Linked DNA regions of Homo sapiens: region 2 is linked to region 1. Evidence: read pairs that join two places in POLR2A ChIA-PET (ENCODE). Cell type or tissue: B cell. All regions are shown on one strand. Links, peaks and the distances in the headings refer to the core of each region. The heading gives the core; the rest is flanking DNA.

Region 1 (12,375 bases), core at 1,838-9,837:
AAAAAGCAAGAGAAATTCACAAACTGCAGCTTTCTAAAAAACAACTCCAAAGTGAAGTCTGTTTATTTTGCTGTTTCCCCTCCATGCCTGTGAATTGGATGTTGTGGTCCCTGTAGAGTGAGTGCATGTGGCGTACACGGGGAGAAAGGAGCTCTCCCACGCCTGAGTGGCTGTTTTGTGCTTGGGATAAAGCTCACAGATTGTTTTTTTTTTTCTCTATTAAACTCTTCAGTGCCCTGGTAGATCAGGCAGGCATACTTGGAATTTAGACAGATGGCACCGATTCAGGGGACTCTCTTGCTCGAGTTTTCCCCTCGGAGCCTGTTGCCTTCTTGGCGCAGGGACCCTGTCAAGACGAAGAGCTCCACGCATGGCAGGAGCCCACGCTGATGCCTGGTGGGCCTGGGGGGTGTCTCTAGCTCAGACTGGGTCTGTTCCATGTGACCAGAGCCCCAGGACATCGTTCCTTAGCCAGCTGCTCCGTTGTTGGAGGCCTGGTGTGGTCACAGGTGTGTCCTAGAACGGTGACTTTGCCCCTCCTGCCCTAGGAGATTTGGGTGTATTCACAGAGCAGCCATCTCCTGTCTCCGTCAGAGCAGTCTCTTCCAGGTTACTGGAAGGTCAGTTTCTGTCAGGCCTCACTTCCTTCTTATCAGAGGGTAGCCAGGTCCCTGCACTGGTATCTATTTAGAAATGTACATGGAGCCCCCAGCGAAATGTGCCTACATTGTGTGTTCCAGAACCGGAGGTACCCTTACCTTCTAGATATGTGATGACATGGCTCTCACGTCAGGCAGACTGCTGCACCCACGCTCTCGGCCTGCCGTGCAGGGATTTCACTCGTGGAGTGAGGCATCTGGGGGCTGTGCAGTGAGGAGCTTTCCATGTGTTGTTAAGACAACCTGTTAGCATTGTCTTCTCCCGCGTCTCCTGGCCTCTTCTCTCTTTAAATCCTTTTCTCTGTTTGTCTTAATCACATTAACGTCCTATTTATGTTTTATTCAATATACATTTAAAATAGAACTTACTATGTGCCAGGCATTGTGTTCAACACGTGAAATATTTAATCCTTAGAATAACCATATTGTCAGCATAATTTACAAAAAAAAAAAAAACAGCTGTATCAATGCCTGTGAATATTCGGCTTTACTCGCCCATTTAAAGAAGAGATTTTCAAATTGGCTCAAACCAAAACCTCACTTCATGGTGTCTACAAGACAGTCTGAAATGCAGAATGTTCAGAGAGAGACAAAGGTTTACCAGGCAGATGGGACGGTGAGAAAGTAGGTGTCGCAGTCCTGATCCTAGACTCAGTGGCCTCTGCGTCCCCCGCAGGCATTAAAGGAGACACAGGACGGCCTCTGGCCCTCTGGAAACAAGCTCTGCAGTAAGAGCCTGAGACAGGCAGCACCCAGCCAGGCCTGACAGCTTCTGCAGACAGACAGAGTGAGATGATGGGGGATTTGATGGAAGCAGTCCCTGTATTTTGTCTCTTCTGTAATGGAGGAGCTGAGCCCTCTTCTGCAAGCTGTGGGGAAGGCTAGCGGAGCCCAAGGGTCCAGGGTCCCCACCTTGTCATTGTCCCTCGGCCCTTCTCTGAGCTCATTTCTGTCTCCAGTGTTTTTCTGTTGGCTTGGCAGGGCAGGATTTGTTTCTGTCGGGAACTGATGATTTGTGTTTTGATGCCTGTGAGAGGGACAAGATCTGATTTGTTTTGCACCTGGAAGGGCGTGATTTCCTGCATTTGCTCTGCGTCCTCAGGGAGTGGGTGTACTTTAGAGTTGGACTCTTAAGCCTCAGAGTCCTTTAAATGATGTCAATTCTTTTTTTTTTTTTTTTTTTTTTTGAGTCATTTTGCGAACACAGGGATCAAGGCTTGGGTTTTATCTTCATTATTCCCAGAGGAGCTGGTGAATTTGAACAGACTTCCTATTCAAATTGCATTTATTTTATAGCCTTGGGGGGTCAAGGAAAGCAGCTCTTCAGAGGCTGTCTGCAGTCGGCTGGCCTTTGCGGTTTTTAAAGAAGCCATTCTTTTTTTTAAGTAGCGTGTATTTATTATATGAGTGTGAGCATTTGAGAGCGGATGGGGACGCCAACAAGGTAGCATCCTGGTGGGAGGCATGGGCTGCGGAGTGCTGGTTTCCTGCCATTGTCACGTCAGCTAAATGGAAGAAGGCACTGGTGAGGGGCTGGATGGTTCAAAACATGAGCACAAGCAAATGCTTGGCTCTCTTAATATTCCTATTTTGGCCTAGAGCTCAGGAGCAGGTAGAACATGAGCGTTTGATAACCTGCCTCAGATCATGTAAGTATAAGGCACTTATGAGCCGCAGGAGACAGAAGGGGAAGACTCTGCGTTTAAGGTTCAGTGATGGAGATCAGATCCAAGCACATGTTTTTACATCATTAAACAAGTAGGTCGTGCATTTTCCAGATTCAACTCAGGAAGATGCAACTCTGACCACACGGTTCTCGCTGTAACTGGGCGGAGGTGACTGAGAAATGCCTCCCATGTGAGCGGGGTCTCAGGCTCGTATGTGTGGAAGGAGGAGCAGGCCAGGCTCTGGGATCAGAGCTGGGGGTACAAGTGTCTCCCAGGGGGACAAAGGAGCAGGCGCATCTCAGGATGGAGAGCAGCCAGGAGGGGCAGCTGGCCCGGGTCTCAGCCAGAGCAGGCGTCTGCCTGGAGCATCTCTGCGGCACCATGGAAAAGAGGACCCGTGGACTAGGCCACAGGGATGAGTGGAACTTATGGTGGAAAAAGACACCATAGGTAAAAGCGAGACAAGAAAACCAGGTTCCCATGAAACTCCTTCAGACCAGCCCCTTCTCAGCAGGGCTATTGCTGTACCCAAGAGCATTTCTCTTGGCCTGGGAGGGGACAATGCTTTGTCACCTGGAAAGCAATCCCTCTCTCCAAGCTAGTAGTGGGAGATCATTATGCGCTTGAATAACTAACAGTAGCAATTGTATCATATTCAGAACTAGATATCTTTTCTTTTCTTTTCTTTTTTTTTTTTTTTGAGACTGAGTCTCACTCTGTCGCCCAGGCTGGAGTGCAGTGGTGCGATCTCGGCTCACTGCAACCTCTGTCTCCTGGGTTCAAGCAATTCTTCTGCCTCAGCCTCCCGAGTAGCTGGGACTAGGCACGCCACCATGCCCGGCTATTTTTTGTATTTTTAGTAGAGTTGGGGTTTCACTGTGTTGGCCAGGCTGGTCTGGAACTCCTGACCTCAGGTGATCTGCCTGCCTCAGCCTCCCAGAGTGCTAGGATTATAGGTGTGAGCCACCGCGCCTGGCCCAGGTATCTTATCTTTCCACCGAAACTTTTGCCTCCATCTCGGTGAATGACATCACCATCCGCTTATTCCAGGTAGAAACCTCAAAGTGAACTGGAAACTTTTTAAAAAAATTTTGCCTAAATTGTGAAAGTATTCTGAATTATATTCAGCTTATCCTTCTCATTACTGACTTAGTTCAAGCCTCAGTCTCCCATCTGGGCCATGCATTGACTGCCACGCCACCTGACTGTCAGTGCTGGACGCTGGCACCGTGTTTGTGCCACTCTCCGTAACCAACCATGGCTCTCTGCTCCCAGATCACACCTCCCCAGTATGGCGGCTCAGGGACATTCCCTCAATCCCTCCTGCCCTGTTGGCAGTGCCTCCACCCACTCCCCACAGCCCATGAGGGCTCTGCTTAGCACTTCCTTGTGCCTGGATTCTCCGCGCAGTTTGGGTGGCCTGGAGTGCTCTTCTGCTCACCTAGTTTAGCAAGTTCCATGGGATATCAACACCCAGTTCCATGGTTGGCCGTTAAGAGTTCTTTTGCAGTCCTGGGTGGCTCTGCGCCTCCACGCCCAGGGACCAGGGCCTCTTCTCTTCCAGCTCTTGTTGTGTTACATAGAAGATGCCAGCTGGATGGCACAGGGGAGGGCCGTACAGTGTAGATGCGGACAATGTGGCATAGGTGAGGACTGGACAGCAGAGACAGTGGCTGCATGATGGAGGTGAGGGCTGGACGGGGGAGGCAAGGGCTGGACCGGGGAGGTGAGGGCTGGACAGGGGAGGTGAGGGCTGGGCAGTATAGATGAGGCCTGGGTGGCAGAGGTGAGGGCTGTGCAGTGTAGGTGAGGACGGGCTGGACAGGGGAGGTGAGGGCTAGGCAGTGTAGATGAGGCCTGGGTGGCAGGAATGATGCCTGGATGGAGGAAGTGAGAGCTGGGTGGCTTGAGTGAGGGCTAGATGGCATGGGTGAGGGCTAAGTGGCATAGATGAGGCCTGGGCAGCGGAGACATGGACTGCGCATCGTAGGTGTCGGCTGGACAGCAAGGGTGATGCCTGGACAGCAGAGGTGAGGGCTGGGCGGCAGGAGTGAGGGCTGGGCGGCAGGAGTGAGGGCTGGATGGCGTAGATGAGGCCTGGGCAGCAGAGGTGAGGGCTGTGCTGTTCCGGTTTTGGGCTAGACGGCAGGGAGAATGCCTAGATGACTGGGTAGAGGCCTGGGTGGGAGAAGTGAGGTCTGGACACTGTGGGTGAGGGCTGGATGGCGTAGATGAGGCCTGCGCGGTGGAGGTGAGGCCTGTACTTCTCCTGCCACTAAATCAAGAGCTGTTTATTGATTCATTCCACACTTTTTTCAACCCTTCCTATGAGCCGCCTCTCTTCTAGGCACTGGGACATGGCCATAAGCAGGGATCTTTTCCTCTTGGGCCCACTCCAAGAGTGGTGGCATATGCCACCATGCCCGGCTAATTTTGTATTTTTAGTAGAGATGGGTTTTCTCCATGTTGGTCACGCTGGTCTCAAACTCCCGACCTCGGGTGATCCACCTGCCTCAGCCTCCCAAAGTGCAGGGCAACAGACGGCAAGGGAAAAGAGGAGCATAGCTGGTGCATTTGATGCTGGTAGGTTGGAGGGAGGGAGGAGGTCAGAGTTATGAAGGCGGCCAGGGAAGGCTTCCTCGGAACCTGAAGAAAGGGAGACAGCAACTGCAGGGAAGGATCTGTGGGCCCTAATGGCCACGTCACACTACAAAGGCCCGGACTTTGTCCAACTCGCTTCTGTGCTCCATGAGTGCACCTGTGTCTGAGGCACATCAGCTCTAAGCCAGTGTTCTCTAGTGATGGAGTGAATAAATGAATAAAATAGAAAAGAGAGGCCGGGCGTGGTGGCTCATGCCTGTAATACCAGCACTTTGGGAGGCCAAGGCAGGCGGATCCCAAGGTCAGGAGTTCGAGACCAGCCTGGACAGTATGGTGAAACTCCATCTCTACTAAAAATACAAAAATTGGCCGGGCATGGTGGCGGGCACCTGTAGTCCCAGCTACTCGGGAGGCTGAGGCAGGAGAATGAATCACTTGAAGCCAGGAGGCAGAGGTTGCAGTGAGCCGAAATCACACCATTGCACTCCAGTCTGGATGACAGAGCAAGACTCCGTTTCAAAAAAAGAAAAAAAGAGAATGCAGCACTGGTCCCAGTGGAAGGTGCCTGCTGTTGGCTTCTCACCACGCCCAGATGAGGAAACATGCAGATCGCCTGTTTTCACTTTTTGTTTCTGCGAACTTTGGATCAGGAATAAAAATAATTTAATGCAGGTCCTAAGGCAGCTGAGAATTGTAATGTAAAATATTTTCAGAATTCAACTATATTGGCTAGATCTATCACTGCAGAAGGCTGGAAAAGACTCAGAAGTTAAAATACTACTTTTCCTCACAAGCTCTAGCTCCTGAAATGAAATTACCAGGATACAATCACAGATATGAAGTCAGTATTTGGGCGTCTATAGAAAAGAAGTCCATTGCATTGCTTATGGGATGAGCTACGTTTCCCATAGAAGGGGCAGTAGTGAGGGTTTTCTTATCTGAAGCAAAATCTCTGACAGATGATGAGAAATGCAGTTTTATGTCATTTTTTTTCTGATAAGAATTCTATTTTTTTTTTCTGAGTGACTGTAATGGGCCTTCCATTTATTTTAGACAAAAAAGACAGAATTAGCATTTTAGGCTCAGATGATAGTTATTAGAAAGTTTGAGATGGGCCAGGCGCAGTGGCTTATACCTGTAATCCTAGCACCTTGGGAGGCCGAGGTGGGCGGATCACTTGAGGTCAAGCGTTCAAGACCACCCTGGCCAACAGGACGAAACCCTATCTCTACTAAAAATACATTAGCTGGGTGTGGTGGCGGGTGTCTGCAATCCCAGCTACTCAGGAGGCTGAGGTGAGAGGATGGCTTGAACCCAGGAGGTGGAGGCTGCAGTGAGCCGAGACTGTACTCAAGCTTGGGCAACAGAGTAAGACTCTGTCTCAAAAAAAAAAAAAAAAAAAAAGGCCGGGCCTGGTGGCTCACGCCTGTAATCCCAGCCCTCTGGGAGGCTGGAGGTTGCAGTGAGTGGAGATTGCGCCACTGCGCTCCACCCTCCAGCCTGGGCAACAGAGTGAGACTCCATCTCCAAAAGAAAGTTTGAGATGGATAAAGTTAAGATCCATTAAATGCTGTATGGACTTTATGCTGACGTGCTTTTCACATTTCAGACCTGTGCATTCTTATGCATTTACATTCCCTTTATTTGAGGGAGCAAGAATTACACAATCACCTTTTCCTACCCGCTTTTAACACTGAGAAAAGTCTGCAGAGTGACAGTGGCCCATTTTTACCAGCAAAGACATTGAACCTGGCGTGTACAGCTTTGGTGGTTGGTACCTGTCACCATCTGCTCTTCTGTCTTGATGACCATATGTCTTGGACTGCACCCTGAGATGTGGGCTGCTCGTGCTGCCCCAGTACTGAACACAGCTACTTGAGCATAGTAGGTGTTTTGAAAATATTTAACCTGAATTGAGAAAAGATAGTCAGCAGTGGCCCAAAGATAACAACATACATCAAAAGTCATGTACAAGATTCAGCCAGTCACCAAGATGCTCCCAATATTCAGGGGCTTGGTACCTCACTAATCAAAACTGAAATGTCACCCGATTGGTTTTTCTCTGAATGTTTTAGAGCAGAATAGACTCAGCCATGGGAAGAGACATTTGAGTGGACTCTATTCAGGTTGATTGGAGTCTCCTCCAGGTTAATCATTCCACTTAAGTCAATGAGTGAAATTTTATACACCTGAGACTCTAGCCTATGGCAATTCCTGGAAATCAAGTGGTTTTTTTGATGGGGAGCCGGGGGATGGTCAGTGGGATGCAACTTGCTGATGATGAGAGATGAGGTGTAAGATATTATCAGGCAAACACCAACGAAACAGGCTTTACTATAACTCAGATCACCGCGCTTTTTGAGTGTGTCAGTGAGTAATCCATAATCACATTTATAGATACTTCTTTCACATTTATAATAATGTCCCCAACATAAACATGTAAACATGATCAACATATATGCTTAGCAGTTAGGATCCTATAGTTATCAATAAAAAGTGGAAGCTGTCTTTAAAAACAGAGAGAATTAATTGACTCAAGTCATTGAAAATTTCAGTGTGTCCACCTAAATGACAAACAGGCTCTCTAAAAGAAAATGATATTTATTTGGGCATAGGGCATCGCAATGGGAGTATGTGTGCCATAGTAAACTGCGTATTCAGGGGGGTAAAGGAGGACAAAGGTTTTTAATGGGAAAATACAAGAGGAGGATTACTTCACTGTTTTAAGATAATTATCTTTGGCTGCAAAGATGAATAACAAGGATGATGCCAGTCCAGGGCGGGATGGGCAGTGGCTGGTCAAATGCCCTTGCAGAAGTATGTTTTCCTGTAACATGGTGGTGGCCTTTGTGCAAGGTTGTGTTTTTTGTAGTCCTTTTTGTTATCAGGCATCGAGGCGTGAGAACCCACTCTTTATGGCCTTCCCTGGTGCTTTGTGAAAGTTCCTTTTGTTGGTTTGTTTAATGCCAGTTACTCCATTTTGATTCTGACAACTTTCACATTTCCTTTTTGAGCAACAAGGGAGGTTTGAAGTGGGTGACTCTCAGGCTAAGCCTCCTGGAAGTCCACTACTGAGTTCAATCTTGTCTCTCCTGCAGTCTTTTGCTATTATCTCTATTATCTCAAAGTGCTGGACCAACATTATTTTGTTAGGAGTTATACTTCTGAAAAAATTTAACAAACAACAGATACTAAGTTTAAAAAGGTAAAATACAAAGCAAGATTAATACTAATATGACCGTCTCAGTTTGCGTAATGGTTTTGCATAATAGACCTAAGTTTGAAAGGCAACCAATAGAATAAATCAAATAACCATGGGGAATTAGGTGAGACCTGTTGTAGCCATGTGACCTATCTTCTTATTTTGTATAACTTTCCCAGAGAAATTTATCCAGGTACAGCATGTGATATTAACAATAGTACAGACATTTTAAAATGTAACCAGTAGATACTAAGGATTTCTTGGGTCAGGTTCTGTCAAATTATAATAGAAGTTACTAATTGTGAAATTTCAATTATACCATTATCCTGCCAAGTGAAAAAGGTGGATATTAAGAGAGATAAGTCTCATATGATGTGGAGTCTCATTCTGATGTCATGTCTACAGCATGAAAAACATCAGCTTATCCAAGTTTACTGTTTGCGTGTCACTGGGTTATAGCATCGAGCAGTTTGGTGCACTTTCTATGGCTCATATATCAGACTTTCAGAACAAAGCAGTTTCCATTTATAGTAATTCTGTGGAGGACAGTGAGATTGGAGGAATCTAAAGGAATTCAGATCTAGTTTAGCCTATAGGCAGATAAAAAGAACTTTCAAATAACGAACGGGGCTACAGTCTAACAGCAGGTTTATGACAGTCTTTTAGAAACACAACTTTTTTTCTCTGCATCGATCACATAGGAATCGCAGGTTTAAAAACCTCTTGAGGCCAGGAAGCCAATCCAATGCAGACTTTGGGTTTTCCTTACAGCCTTAAGGCTCCTGGGCCTGCCAGGAAGTGACACTTTTTCCTCAATCACTTAAAACTGGGAACTCTTGAAGACAGACATTGTATACACATTCTTGAATATGAAATTTGGTCAAATCCTTGGTAATATAATCAAGGTTTACAATTTTATCCTGCTATAAAGATAACAGATTTTTATTGAACTTAGGCACACTGTCTTAAAAAGTAAGAATATGAATAGTTACCAAATTTTGGAGGAATCAAATAGGGAGAAAGAGCAAATGTTTTCACCTTTATTCACAAAAGTATACTTTACCAAATTGCTGTAGACCATAGATAGCTTAAGATAGAATGTTGTCTTAAATCTGGTGAACAAAACATTTAAGTAAAGAACTCAAAATGTTTTAAACAAAAGTTACAAAAACATTGTTATCATCAGTTACTTAATTTTATGTAATTAATTTTTTGTTTTGCTTGATCTTGATTAGCATTCCATGAATGCTTCAGTTTTTGGTTAGAGTTCTGAAAATTGTTATTTAGTCCATTGATCTTAAGGTTTTCAGAAATCTGTGTTCAAGAGTGCTTGTTAGGGTCCTTTCCATAGAAAGCAATTTTAGACTATAGCTAATTGCAAATGCTTTTAGAGAAAAATTCAAACAGTAAATGTGGATGATAAAAGCTTACACTAGCTATGGGTGAAAATCATACGACAGTTCACAATTGACAAGAAAATTTATTTCTTTCTATTGCGGCATCTTAAGAGAACACCCAGAATCATGAATGGCAGCATCACATCAAGACCATCGGACTTTTATAAATTCTATATAACTTTTAGAATACATCAACAATATTCATATAAATATAACTTAAAAGAAGGTTTAGCAACCAAAATTATGACTGATAACATACTAGATCTCTAGGAATTTATATAGTTTTTGAAACATTCATATCAGTACCATTCCCATAAATGTAACTGAAAGAAGATCCAATACCACTTATCATTTGATGATGTTTCCCATACGATTTACTAAATAAGTCTAATCATGTAATATCTCTGTAAGATGAGAGATACATTCTTTCAGGCTCCCCAGGGACCTAACTGGAAATCTCAAAGTTAATTCTAGGTCAAAAGACTAACTTCAGAATTTTGATCCCAAGGAAGCCTGTCATTATATGTCAAAAGGTTTAAAATGCTTGCTCAAAACAATCATAGGTCACTGTGCAATAACAGTCATTTAACAAGAGTGATAATGAAAAGACTTTGAGAGCAATACAGAAAGTTACATGGATGTGAAAACCTTAACTCTTTCAAAGCTCAGTTTCCCGAAGTAATCAAAAACCTAATAAAGACAACACAGAAAATTATCTTGATAAAACATAAATTCTTTATTTTTTTAGGCCAGTTACCAAAAAGCCAAAGAAAAACCTCTTACGGTGTGAGTGCTTCTCCTTGCGGGAAGCTTGTTTAGATAACCTGGAAGCTGAAACTTTTGAAAATGATACTTGAATTTAACTGAACACAGAAAGAATGTGTGTCCAAGCTGTAAGCGTACCCCATGTTATAGGGAAGAAACAGGAAAACTAGCACCTTGGGCAGGGGAATACATGGCTCTTAGAAAAAATTAAAGTATGTGTAGATTCCTGGTTACATGGAACAATTCAGACACAAGAAAAGCCAACAGTACAGAATCAAGTTATATTAGAAGGCAACATTACTTTCCGAGGCTTTCAGGAGAAATATTTCAGTGTCACGTTATAATAGCAGATATAGAACTGGAGAAGAAAGTTACAGGAGTGACAAAGGTTGAAGCAGAGGGCTATCATCACACGTCTTCTCAAAGAGAAAGAGCTGAAGGCCATGGTGTGAGACCTGCAAATGATGTGCTGTTGAGATAGAGCAAAAGTTGAGCTTCTCAGATAGGAATCGGAGAAGCTTTAAGACGAAAATTTTGCCATAAGAAAGGAAATTTCCATTCTGAATGAAAAAGATGGCATTTCTAACCTGTAACTAGGGAAATTAAAAGAATCTTAGGAAGAAATGTGGAGAAAAGAGAAACTCCCTGCAATTTAGAAGATAACTATTGAAGAAACCGATTTCAAAGTTAAAAATCAAAACCTCTTTACAGTTTTACTAAGAGCAAATCAGTATTTCTTTCTTTTTTTTTTTTTTTTTTTTTTTGAGACAGAGTCTCACTCTGTCACCCAGGCTGGAGTGCAGTGGTGCGATCTCGGCTCACTGCAACCTCCACCTCCCGGGTTCAAGCAATTCTCTGCCTCATCCTCTTGAGTAGCTGGGATTACAAGTTCCTGCCACCATGCCCAGCTAACTTTTTTGTATTTTTAGTAGAGACAGGCTTTCACCATCTTGGCCAGGCTGGTCTTGAACTCCTGAGGTCATGATTCACCTACCTCGGCCTCCCAAAGTGCTGGGATTACAGGCGTGAGCCACTGCACCGGGCTGAGCAAATCAATATTTCAGGAAAACCCTGTTCTAACATATGGGATAAAATTTTTAGTTTTCTATTAGTGCATTTTTATTTTGATATCAAAGCTCAATCTTCAGAAAGAATTATAAGTGATTTCCTTCTAATTATAGCCAACTTGATAATGTGAAATTTCTTCATAAATTCATCCTTCATTAACTTTTATTTACCTGCTTGGAAATTTTACAGCATGTTTAGACTCTCTGCTTTGTCCTATACTTTCTTTTTTAAAAAAAACCAACCAGTCATTTTATTTTAGTACAAAAAATTATCACACAAGATTCTCATACAAAATTATTATCTTGTCTTTTCAACCTTTCTAACCAAAAGTACATCTTCATACTCATAACTTTCTTTACATCTTTCCTGCTTACTGATTTCTTTGTATCTTGTTTCTGTTTTCTTTCTAACTCCGTATTTTAATCAACCTTTAACCTTCAAATTAGACAAAATTATTCTTTAAATAACACATGCTTAATGCCTTTTTAAAATGATTTTTATTATTAAAACATCTTAGGTGCACTTTATATACAGATTTATAAATATTAATTAGAATTTTAACTCTTAATAACCTTAATTTTTAGCAAGTAATTTTAAACTGTCACATGCTGGTATTTTATAGATGAGAACCATTTTATAATTTTAAAAAATGCTTTTCCACAACATAAATTTTATGTACATTAATAGAACCAAATATATTTAGTCATAAAATTTAAGAAGCAAAGAACAAACATTTATGTTCAGAAATTTCTCAGTTTTAATCTCATTTGGAAATAACCCAGATATTTAATGAATATTAATTTAATATAGCTTTAATATTTCAAATTACATTAAAAGTTAATTTATAAATGTTTACCCCATTTATGCTTAACTAATTTATCTATTTTGAACAATATACCTAGATTACTTGTGAAAACCAAGATATTAGACAAGGCTAGTTATTCCATTTTTGTTATTGTTGTTAACTATTTTTATAGCCTGAAGAATATCACATGTTCACCTAAATAAGAATCTCA
Region 2 (12,375 bases), core at 1,382-9,381, 190 kb before region 1:
CCCAGAGCCACAAGAGATTGTAAATAAATCACTGTTAAAGCCACCATGACTCAAGGTGGTAGATAACTGGGGCAGTTTTCTACTCTCATTGTGCGCACAAAACTTCTGAAGTAATGAACATGTTTTTAAAAAACAAAACAAATTAAAATAAAAGCGTCATTTGTTGGTTTTTACAAAACCCTCCCCAGGAAAGCCTAGAGTTAGCACAGGTGCTGAGAGTGGAGGGACAGGAAGAAGAAACCTACAACAATGACAGCTGGCAGGCAGCCACAGGCTCACACCCATTGCAAAAACATAGACTACCGAGCCCAGCAGTGCTTGGATCTGTGTTATGTGGTTTGGATCTATATCTTTTTCTTCATAAAAAAGTTAAAAAAGGCTACTTAACAAATTACATCAGCAAATTCTCTAGTAGGGACAAAAACACATTTTATAGGAGGAAGTACAAGCTGTGCTGACACCTTGAATTTTGGAGTTTACGAAGATGTCAAATGGTGTATCCTTCAATGCTCACTGTATATGCTAATACATTTGGGCATGGGGAGTCACTCTGTGTTATTCTACCCCATAAAGTAGCTGGCCTGAAAATTACTCTCCCAAATAGCCAGGAGAACACCTGTTATAAATTATTTTTCAGATACGAATCATTTTTTCAGATAGTTACTATGTACAGCACACAAGCTACAGAAATAGTTAAAAGTATGCCATTTACTTCCCACCTTTTGGGAACTCATATAGTTGGAAAGTTGAGGCCTAAATACATGACAATACAAGCCACATGTGATATGCAGAGAGCCTACGTGTGACGGATCAGTGAAGAAATGCCACTGCGAGCGTCCAGTTCACAGGAGGGAGCACAGAGGAGCTCCTCCACCTCCAGCATCCTGGACTTCAGGCTCTTCGTGAAAGGCTGGGACTCAGCCAGGAAGGCGACTCAGATCTGACCAGGTAGGCAGGGGGAGGAAGGCAATTTGGGGACAAACAGCATGAGCCTGGGTGGGGAGGCAGAAAGGCACCGAGGTGGAGAGCAGTAAGGACAGGTGGGGGCACCAGCCCTCAGTGGGGAGCTGGGGAGGGTGGCTGCAGGACCGGAAGGCTGGCAGCAATACAAAGACACAGACGTCTGTGGGCCGTGGAGGGACAGGGAGCGAGTTTACGGTAGGGAGAAGAGCAGGTCACAGGGCAGGTGCACCCTCCTCCTGGCGGCAGCCCTGCCTGACATCACAGAGTAGAGAAGGGAGCCGGGACCAAGGGCGTCCAGCATGTGGGGCTGACCCTCGCCATTTCACCCATTCATTTTCATTAATCCTCACTAAAGGCCCAGGGGCCCTGGGGTTGTCATAGTCCTCCTCAAGTGACAGATGAGAAAACTGAAACTCAGAGGAAAAACGCAACTTCCTCAAGTTCATACACCAATAAGTTGAAGAGCCAATCTCAAAACCATGTCATCTGATCCAAAAGTTCATACCTTTCTGGGATACATGTGAAGAGAAAATGATGTGGGGAGATGTTTTGGAAAATATCAGTAAGGAACAAGCAAAAGGGGAATCAAGATGATGCCAAATTTTACATCGGGACAGAAATAGGGAAATCAAACTGAAAGCTTACTTTTTATTTACTAATTTATTTCTACGTAGAAGAACAGTTATAGAAACCGGTCTAAGAGGGAAGAAAATGGATGTCATTGAAGTACCTGGAATGTGAAGAGATTGATGTCTCGTGTAACTGAAAATTCTTGGAGATTCTTGACATGACTTTAGACTCATGTCAAGAATCGAAAGTCACTTTTCAAGTTAACCTCTAGATGTCTGTCTCCTAATCAATACACGAGGATTTTAGATTTGTAAATGATTCATGTGAAGATCGAAGACAAAGTTCATGCCTCACACAGCATTAGGTGCACAGTGGCAGCTTTGTAATTATGATTGTTGTCGTGGTGGTAGAGATGGGGGTGGAAGTTACCACTATTGAGTCATAAAGAGGGGGCTTAGCAAGAGATGCAGGAACGGTCTTGCATGGAGAGGTTGTAATTAAACCCAGAGACGCCGATGGAACTGCTGGGATGTTGGGCTCATGTTTACAAAGCAGAAGGACAGACTGAAGCTGGAAAAGTGACACTTCAGAAGTGGCCAGAGGATAGGTCCTAAAATATTAGTACAGTGTCTTTAAAGAAAAAAAAAAAAAAAAAACAGAAAAGTGCTTATAGGAAACCTGCAGAGTGAAGAATTTGAGCACTGAAAAGCGACCTGCGCGTTTCATCACTACTGTTCTCAGTGCTCTTTGAGACAAAATTTCTTTAAGAATGTCCAAGTGAGAGCTTAACTAAAGGGTTTAAGAAGGAAGAATACATTGAGGGAATAGAGACCACAGGGGTGGAAAACATTAAGGACTGACAGGGAGACTCAAAAAAGAAAATAGAGGCCGGGCGCGGTGGCTCACGCCTGTAATCCCAGCACTTTGGGAGGCTGAGACGGGCGGATCACGAGGTCAGGAGATCGAGACCATCCTGGCTGACACGGTGAAACCCCATCTCTACTAAAAATACAAAAATTAGCCGGGCGTGGTGGCGCGCGCCTGTAGTCCCAGCTACTCGGGAGGCTGAGGCAGGAGAATGGCGTGAACCCGGGAGGCGGAGCTTGCAGTGAGTCGAGATCGTGCCACTGCGCTCCAGCCTGGGCGACAGAGCGAAACTCCGTCTCAAAAAAAAAAAAAAAAAAAGAAAAAAAAAAAGAAAATAGAGTTCCGGTAAGCAGCAAACCCAGGAGACAGGTTATTTCCTTAACTGAAAACAAGCAGGTAACACCTTCCATTCCCTCAGCCCAGATCCCTCGAACACTCTTCTGACATAAGATGCAGCTGTGGTAGGCAGGATGCAGAGGCTGTGGTAGGGAGGGATGCGGGGACGGGGACGGTGGTAGGGAGGGATGCGGGGACGGTGGTGGGGAGGGATAAAGAGGCTGAGGTGGTCGCAGACGCAGCAGTATTCTTGGACACTTTCCATCTAAGCACCCTGAACTCTGGTTTTCTAAGGAGGCTTTGTGCTCAGCCCTCAGGAACAGCGCAGAAGTGGAGAGGAATCAGTGATGGATGATGGACAGCTCTCCCGCCACAGGAGGACGACAGGACTCACCCTCCACCCACCGCGGGAGGGGAGGGAACCCTCACCCACGGGACGGGTCATCTCCTGCAGCATTATCTTCCTGGCTCTTCCTGTTGGACTCCCAGGATTAGGGGGCCAACCCTCCCAGTTTTCCAGAGACTTCCCGGAAAGTAGAAACGTCTGTGCTAAAATCAGGACAGTGCTGCCACAGCAGGAAGAGCAGCCACTCTGGGCCTAACGGATGTGCAGGCGTCCGGGACTGGGAGGCGGTCGCCCTTCTCCTCTGCAATGGTTAGGGTACCCCTGGGTGCCTCTCTGCTAGGGGGTGGCATAGGCGGGAAGCCCTGACACCTGAGAAAGCAAGAGGGCCACTGGAAATGAGGGGCGGGGTGCAGCGGAAGGCCGAGGGGGCGGCTGCCGTCAGTATGTGAAGGGTGCCTGCAGGGAGAAAGAGCAGCTCTACTCTCAGTTGAAGCAAAAGGAAAACTTTGGCCAAAAGCCATGCAGGTGGGAGGAGGTGGCTTGGGCTGGGAGAAGGGAGGACACATTTCCCCGCAGGGATCTGCCGCGCTGTGGGCTGAGAGGAGGGCCTCAGAGAAAGGCCCAGCTGCCTCCTGTGCTGGAAAGGGTGTCAAGCCAGAAAGGTCAATTTGATCTAAAACAGAAAGCGTCGGGGGTGCTGGAGAGAGAGAATTCCCAAGAGGGAGCGAGGGCGGGGAGGCCCCGGTGAAAGACTCCAGAGGCTCTGGAGAGTTCGGGAAGGAGACAGCAGCATAAGAAAGCGCTCCTTCTGGCTCCAGCACAACCTCTGGAATGTTCTCCAGAGACAGAGCCAGGAGTTCCGCATTCTCTCTCGTGATCTCTTCTTGCAGTTGGACCCTGGAGCTTTTCAAGAAAGAAGACACAACAATAACGCCCATCCACGCCTGCTGGTGTGCTCCCTCCTGGCGGCAGCCACGGCTTCAGAAATGAATTCCACCTAACCAGTAGTCATTCGCTTTATAACGCCTGCGGATCTTTGAACTAGGAGGAAAATGGGGAGCTTTTCATAGCATCCCCTTTGAAAAATCTTCTTTGAGGTCTCAAATTTAAACTTCCAACCCTGACCATGACATTATAGATACAGCCTCAGTTTTGCAAAATTTTAGCAATAAAAGTGAGAAACTGACACAAGTATGAGAAGAGACATGAAAATCATAATGGTGTTTGTATAAGGAGGTAGAAATATAAGAAATGTAATTATTAAAAAATTCTCTTTGTACTTTCATTTAATAACAAAATAAGTTGGTTGCATAATGAAACAGAATTTCTAAGAAAAGCAAAAGGACTAATTATAGTGACTATTATGGATATCACTAATTTTCACTGCTGGAAAAATAACACCTTCTAGACGTTTCCAGATAAACTGTTGTGTGAGTGCTGCCATAGTCACAATTTCTTTCTGTGTTAGTTTCCAGAACAGTGGACAATACTATTTTGCTTCAAGTCAGATACAGAAAATGGGGAAAAGACACTAGGTTTTTGGACAAGGCACCCTGCTTAAACACCAGGAATGTGGAAAAAGAGGTATTGTTGAACCAACAAGATTTTTATGATGAATGAAATAGCTCTCAGCAGCTCTAAAACCGACTTCCAGCAGAATCAGTTTTCCTCTGACTTACTTAAAAATCTCCCAATCATATTCCGCAAAGGCATAATTGACTGCCAGAAAGGACAGGTCTGCTCACAGAATGAGGACCACAGAAAGCCTCTCTCGCCCTTCTGCAACATCTAGAGGGCGCTGGGCGCTGGGGTCTGGCTGGCACACTCTCTGACCCAGCAGCCAACTGCGGGGTGGACCAGTGAGACCCCCATCCAGTGTCTGAGGAGTGGGCAGCACAGCCCCCATTAGCCCGCCGCTGTCTTGGCGATGTATGTCGGAGGAGACAGATTCTTTACAGAACCTGAAGACTCATTCTGACAAAAAGACCAAAGGAAAATGACTGATTTTATTACGTAGTCATTTAATTACACTCACAAGGCTGATTTTTTGATTTACTAAAACATCTGTTTGTCTACCAGAAAGAGATCTGAAAGCCACATTCTTTTTAGGTTGGGGATCTCCTATCAAATGATCTTGCCATTGGATAATCACACAGATTTATGTGTCTAAAACCTCCTCCCTTGGATCTGTGAAGACATCCTCACCTCAGGTCCTCACTGGATGCAGAGCTAAGGACGGGGCCTCCCCTGGGATTTACAGCACTGCTCGGTGACCCAGATTCAGAGTGCTAATTTCCATTTCTGTCTGCCGGGAACAGCCTCACTGACTTATAAACTGCTACAGAAATGAAAAAGGGTGACGTGTGCACGGTGACGTCAGAGCCACAGGCTGGTTACAGCAGCCGTCACAGCAGGCCTCGGCCAGGGGGCTCTGCATAGAGAAGGGGGCCCTGCTCATCTCCGTGCCAGGGTTTGAAATTTAGGCCACTCAATGGCAGTAACCCCTCCGAAATATGAAGTGATGCCTCTGGACTGGGGTTTCCTATGCCTGGAAGAAGGGTTTCCAAGTGCACTGTGATTATGAATTGCCTCTCCTTGGGGTTCAAATGTAGGTTCTGGGTGGATAGACCAGGGCTGGGTCCTGCGGTCCTGTGATTCTGAACTCCTCTCGAGGTCTACCACTGCTCAGAAGACCACCTGGGAGCAGGAGGGAGCTAGACCGTCTCAGCTAAGTCACGTGATTTATAACCCATCAAACCACCATCTCCACCAGCCCCTAGGATTTCAGGCAGCTTGTGTGGCAGGAGGTGGGGACAGCACAGGGAGGATGACGTCCTCATGACATAAGCCCGATCAAGGGAAGGTGAGGAGGGAGAGGCAGAAGCTGCCGGAGAGTCCTCCTACACCCAGCTCTAGGTCATGCGCCGGCTGCCGAAGGGCCCTGCTTTGCATCTTGATCCTGTCTGCTGCGATGCGGTTGTCAGAGCCCAGAGCCGTGTCTGTCACGGTTGTGTGACCTGGTCCACCCACCCTGCCCTAACGATCTCTGCTCATAAGATCTCATGTCTATTTTATCCTGGAACCTCTTCCTTGCCCTGCCCTTTTTCCTTTCTTTGTTCCATTTTCCCTTTCTTCATCTATCCATCTTCTCATTCTACCCCCCAAAATAGGAGTGCTTTAAAAAGTAAAGAGGAATGCATGTCTTGCCTAGATGCCCCATCCTCTCTAACGCAGTCATCTGAACGCTGAAGGATGCGCTGCATATTTACTGTATTTTACTCAGCAACACAGCAATGTCCAACCAACATTTTGGTCTTGGGGAAGCCTATTCCAAATTAATTTTCAACTAATCATTTTAAACATTTAAAACTTGGGATCTGATGGGTGAAAATATTGCTAAGACATGTGATGAGATTTCTGGCTGTCTCCAGGGGAGCTGGGCGTCGTCCAACCCTGCCTGGGCCCCATTCGTGGAGCCGCTGGGGACGTGTGCTTTCTCATCTGCAGCAGCACACCAAATTCCACACTGAGATCCTTCCAATACTTGGAACTACAGTATCTGCTTCCGCATTAAATGGGCCCATGTGAGGTCTACTGAGTTGCCCTCTCTGTGTTTTGGGGTTCTTCCAGCCCACCTCTTGACTGCACCTGGCTGTCTGCCATTCCTCATCACTTCCAGCGTGCCTGACTCCAGCAGGTGACATTCCCACTGAATGTGCTGCTTCCAATAAGCTCTGGGCTGGGAAACCAAACAGCCCCCCCTTATCAGAACTGTGCCTAAAATAAGAGCCAGTGTATCTGAATGTGCACCTGAGGGTCTCCCCTGGGAGAAAAACACACCAAGTTTGGGTACAGGCTTCGTGGTATCTATTTTGGTGCAGAGTCTCTTTGGGTTCATTTCCTCTTTCTCAGGCTGCCTTAGAGGTTGATATTATTAGATAAGAGAGCTCCAGGTAAGTCAGGCCTCAGAGGGTTCAGATGTTTAATTAGAGAAGACATAATGCAAAATTACAACAAGTGCATCCGAGATTGTTATACAAATGGAATCGCAGTATTGTTAAATGACATAAATGCATTCACCCACAACACAGTGAAACTGATTGTCACTGGTTTATCACTTTCACTTGGGAGACAATGCTATCACTAGAACTCCTTCTGATGCATTGCAGCATCAAGAATTCTCTTGAAGCAGACCCATCAGTGTATCCAGAGACACACGTTCCAGACACATCTGTGTATTCCACGAGGCTGGCTCTGGGCTTCTCTGTGTCTCCCCCACCTCACCCCATCCCACCTTCGTCAGCACGCTGTGGCTCTTTCCTCCCTCCTGGGATGTCCTTCTCACCTGTGATGCCGCCTGCTGCCCTTGTTCATCCCAACCTCCCTGCACAAAGCCAGCCCCTCCACCGAGCCTCATTCATGTTAGATCCACCAGCACCCCCCATTCTGCAGCAGCCACAGCCCCCAGGGTGAGAAGTTTGGGAGACATGTTCCATTTTGGTCTGTGGGATCTGCATTTCTTCCTTATAGTTATGGCTCATAGAGATGACTGCTCTTTCAAAGGTGGTTGTGGTCTATTAGAGCGTTTCCAATGTCCCCATACTTCTTTCTCGAGTGCTAGTCAAAAGCGACTTGCAGATGGTATGGAATGTCTTTGTGAGATAGAAAGAACACAGACTAGGATCAGAAAAATCTGCCTCCCAACCCTCCATGGCCATCTTCTGGCTGTGTGACTTTACCGCCCTAACTCTTTAAAATAGCCCCACACCTACCTGCCAGGATTGTCTTCAGAATTACATAAAATAACACATACCAAAGTCTCTAGAATAGAGCATGTCACATAATAGACTCAACAAAGGTCAGCATCTCTTCTTTCTTTTTGGGATGACTAAAGTAGCCTAAATAAATAAGTATTCGCAATGCATGACTTGATAACATAAACTTTTGTAATACTCTATTACCTCCAAAGCATAAAACAATTATTGAGACAAAAGAAATACAATATTTTCTAAGTTCCAAGACAAAAAAAAAACTTACCAATAAAGAAGGAGCTGTCTGTTCCACAAACCAACAGCCACAGTTTTTTCTCTTAAATGTCAGACTTTGAAAAGGTTGACATTTCTGTTCACCAGCATATACACGTGGGCCCTCTCTTACTGATGACCACAGAGTCCTGGGGACCTTCCTGTGCTCCCAGCCCAGCTCTCCTCTCCGGCCACACTGCTGCCTCCTTCACCCATACACTGGGTGGTGTGCTGGGCTGCCCTCCTTACCACAAGTTTTATTCCTCAGCACACACTTCAGATCACAGAAAGGAGACAAATAAGGTGGAGGAAGGAAGATGGGTTGATGTAACTAGGTCACTTGGTAATTTCAATTTCAGACGTAAATTTTTCTTTGTTTCAGAATTATTGATCTGTGGAATATTTCTTGATTCTTCTTGGAAATTACAAATTAATTCAAATGATTGTAAAGTTCTCTGAAAGGCTCTACAGTTTTCTTAAGAGAATAAAAAAACCTGAAAATACCATATGATATATGCTTTATGAGTAAAGACACAGTGAATAGAGAATCAGTATCTCACCAATATCCCACTGCAGGTCAGTGGCAGCCACAAAAGAAGGCATACCCTAAGCATAAAGGAGAAATTCCACCCTCAAAATACTCATGTTGTTTTGTTAGCCATTTTCTACAATCTGTGGCCACGTGTCACAACTTGACCAATTTGAGGACGCAGAAACCCCTAAGTTTCCATACTCCCAAGGCAACTGTCAGCGCTCAGCTTAAGAACAACCTCGTAATTTAAGGGGAAATCTAGGTTACCTTCTCCACTTAGGTCTATAATAAGCAAGCTACAAATCCCCTAAGGAAAGTCCAAAATTGTTGCTTGATAGGAAACGCCAACGGCTTCTGCAGGGACAGAAGTGAGAGTCTACAACTCTAGGTCATCCACCCCTCTCCTTCCTTTTTCAAATGATTATAAATAGCATTGTTAAATGTTAATTAATGCATGTGTAATACAATTTAGAAAGTACTTTTCATGTTTATTACTTCATTTAATCCTGACAAACAATTTTGGGAGAATGGACATTGTGACCTTCATTTTGCAGATGGAAAGAAACCAGCACAAAACGCGTTGAGTAACTTCCCAAGAATGTATGAGCCAGGAGTAGTGAATTCAGAAAATAAGCCCTAGGTCTTCCACGTCCTCTTTGTACCACACGGCAGTCCAGCGATTCCTCCGGTAAACACTTCCTCATGCCCACCGCGTGCTGGGCACTGCTCCAGGCACAAGGGATACGGCAGTGACTAAAACAAGTAAAAGTCTTGGCCTCCTGGGGTTTCCATTTTAGTCATGGAACACAGGTAACAACCAAAAAAAAAATGAATGAAAAGATACGTAGTATGGAAGTTGGCCAATACCGTGGAGAAAAATCAAGCAGGGAGGTGCAACTGAGGCAGCTGCAATTTCAATGAGGGTGAACAGGGGAGGTTTCACTGAGAATGTGGCATTTAAATAGAGCCCCAGAAGAGGGGAAGGAGTGAGCCACATGTGTACCTGGAGGAAAAGCACTTTGGGTGAAGTCCTTGATGCAGAATTTGCCTGACATATTCAAAGCAATGAAGGAGCTCAGTGAGGGTGAGGTGAGCCAGGGAGGGATGAGAGCTGTAGTCAGAGGTGAGGGGCCGGTCGCAGGGCCTCACAGTCCACCACAGTGACTTTGCCTCCTCCAGGGGAGACGGGATGTTACTAAGACTTCGGAGTGACATTATCTGACTTCCATTCTAAGATCACTTTGGCAGCAGTGTTGAAAACGGATTCAAGGGATTTCAGGCAGAATTAAGAAGACCACCCGGGTAGGATATGAGGGGAATATTTTGGAAACAAACTCAACAGGATTTACTGGCAGACTGGATGTGAGATTTGACAAAAGAACAAGCACAGAGGATGGGTCCAGGTGTCTGCCCTGTGCAGTGAAAGCTGCTCATTCAATGCGCTGGGAATATGAGGAGGAGGTGGGTCTGGGGTGGGAGGCAGTGTTCACAGGAAGCCGGTTAGCAAATTGAGACATTAAAGCAGCCACTAGAACATCCCAGTGCATATTCACAAGAGCCAAGACATGGAACCAACCGACGTGTGCATTGGCAGAGGAATGGGTAAGGAAAATGTGCTGTCTATACCCGTGGAATGCTACCCAGCCAGAAAGCAGAAGGAACTCCTGGCATGCTCCGCAGGATGGGTGGAACTGGAGGACGTTATGCTAAGTTAAGCCAGGGAGAGAAAGTTAAATACCTCATGTTCTCATTCATGTGTGGAAGCTAAAAAACAGTGGATCTCATAGAAGCAAAAAGTAGAACAGAGGATGCTAGAGGCTGGGAAGGGGAGGGGGAAGAGGATAGGGATGGTTTTGTGAAAGGACACAAGATCACAACTAGACAGGAAGAATAAGTCCTCATGTTCCAGGCCACTGCAGGATGACCAGAGTTTATATCATATCACTGCAAATGGCTAGAAGGAGGATATTGAACTTTCCCAAAACAAAGAAATGATAAATGTTTGAGGTGATGGATATGCCAATTACCCTCCTCTAATCACTGTACATTACAGCTATTGAAATATCACTATGTACACCATAAATATGTACAATTATTACTTGTCAATTAAAAATAAAGACTAGGCCAGGAACGGTGGCTCACGCCTGTAATCCCAGCACTTTGGGAGGCCGAGGCAGGCAGATCACGCGGTCAGGAGATCGAGACCATCCTGGCCAACATGGTGAAACCCCAGCTCTACTAAAAATAAAAAAATTAGCCCGGGGGTGGCGGCATGAGCCTATAGTCCCAGCTACTCAGGAGGCTGAGGCAGGAGAATCACTTGAACCTGGGAGGTGGAGACTGCAATGAGCCAAGATTGCGCCACTGCACTCCAGCCTGGGTGACAGAGTGAGACTCTGTGTCAAAAAATAAATTAATAAACAAAATAAAGAATAAAAAAGAAGATTCCAGTGCAGATATCTGGTGTTCTCAGTGAGAAATGGAGTTGAGGGTGGAGCTCAGGCAGGAGGTGTGCACTGAGGAGCCACCAGCTAGGGCACCGAGGCAGTGAGAGCAGACGGCCAAGAGGAGCAGGCACCTCCAGATGGAGAGAACGTCGGCTATGTCAATGCTGCTGATCACAAGCAGCACAAAACTGAAAATTGACCACCGTATGTAGCAACTTGGAGATCATTGTGGTCTCAGAGTAAGACCAAGCTGCGGAGCCCCCACCCTGCAGCCCTCGAGGACTTGGAGACCCCCAAAGTGGGCACATCTGGGCCCCGCCCCACCTGGCACACACCTGGCAACCAGATGAGCTTCTCATGCCACGTGTGGTCACGCTTAATGGCATGGAGTGGTGTGGGAGGATACCTGGCTGGGAGAGGGATAAACACAGGAGAGAATGCAAACATTTATTCCAGGGAGGCTGTGTGGAGAGAAACAGACATGGGTCTCAGCTGGAGATGACACTGGAGCAAAACATATTTTGTTTAAGATCAGGTCATATTGGTAAGGATGACCCCATAAAGAGGAAAATGCTGACTGTGAAGGAAAAAGAAGGGAGAAGTGTCTGTAGAGTAGACAAAGGGGCAGGCATTCAGTGCACCCCCTGGAGAAGGGGCTGTGTCAGGGATGGGGCTAGTCTCCCTGGTGGCAGGTGAGGAGGCGGATCCCGGGGTCACAGAGGCCAGGAGACAGGTGGGTGCGTTGGTGAGCGGCCATGGGGGCTCTCTTCTGATTGCTCCTATCTTCTTAGGGAAATAGGAAACCAAGGCATCTGCTGAGGGGGAAGATGGAAAAAGAGGCATCCTAGTTTTAAGAAAAAAGGAAAAGGAATAAATCAGCCATCCAGGAAGAGGGAGAAGCAAGGGGCTAGAGAATTCTAACTGCCCAGTCAGCAGCCATAAACTTAAAATGAAGCAGTCGCCACGATGTTCTCGTCTCTTTTCAGACACATTCAGTTATGTAGGTGCAGTAGCTGAGTAGGAGGAGAGGTGAATTCAACAAGGGCTGTGGTTTAGCCAACTGAGTAAGACAGAGAAGGGGCTGGGGACTGAGGGCGGGGCGATACATGTATTGCATTGCCTTCTAACCCCCCAAAGATTACTCGGTCCCCAGAACATTCTAGCGGTGGCCCAATGACAGATTAGTTAAAAGGCAGTGGGATGCTCCCCATCTGGTTTCAGACATGGGGTTTATCCAACCCAGGGCATTGTCTCTAACTTGGTTCCAAGGACTATGTCAGGACGGGATGT

The links. Peaks named below come from ENCODE experiments on the same cell type or tissue, not always from the same donor. Only the 100,000 strongest peaks of a DNase experiment are listed, where the experiment ranks them.
Region 2: POLR2A ChIA-PET joins it to region 1 with 9 read pairs; 3 of 35 experiments call an interaction of 5 or more read pairs at or near these places.

Annotation. Positions count from the first base shown.
Region 1 is chr6:166,917,185-166,929,559 of GRCh38, reverse strand. It overlaps RNASET2 (ribonuclease T2), which reads left to right. Exons shown (of 9, transcript NM_003730.6): 9 at 1-7,447. Among named protein-coding and RNA genes, the nearest start is that of RPS6KA2-AS1, 20 kb to the right of the region's middle. In B cell, for the core only: no CTCF peak of the experiment used is centred there; no DNase peak of the experiment used is centred there; H3K27ac peaks cover 1,605 bases.
Region 2 is chr6:167,107,759-167,120,133 of GRCh38, reverse strand. It overlaps a transcript of CCR6 not described here. Among named protein-coding and RNA genes, the nearest start is that of CCR6, 9.2 kb to the left of the region's middle. RefSeq lists enhancers at 629-1,129, 5,598-5,747, 6,608-6,747. In B cell, for the core only: no CTCF peak of the experiment used is centred there; DNase peaks (open chromatin) are centred at 5,453, 5,953 and 6,983; H3K4me3 peaks cover 4,875 bases; H3K27ac peaks cover 7,634 bases.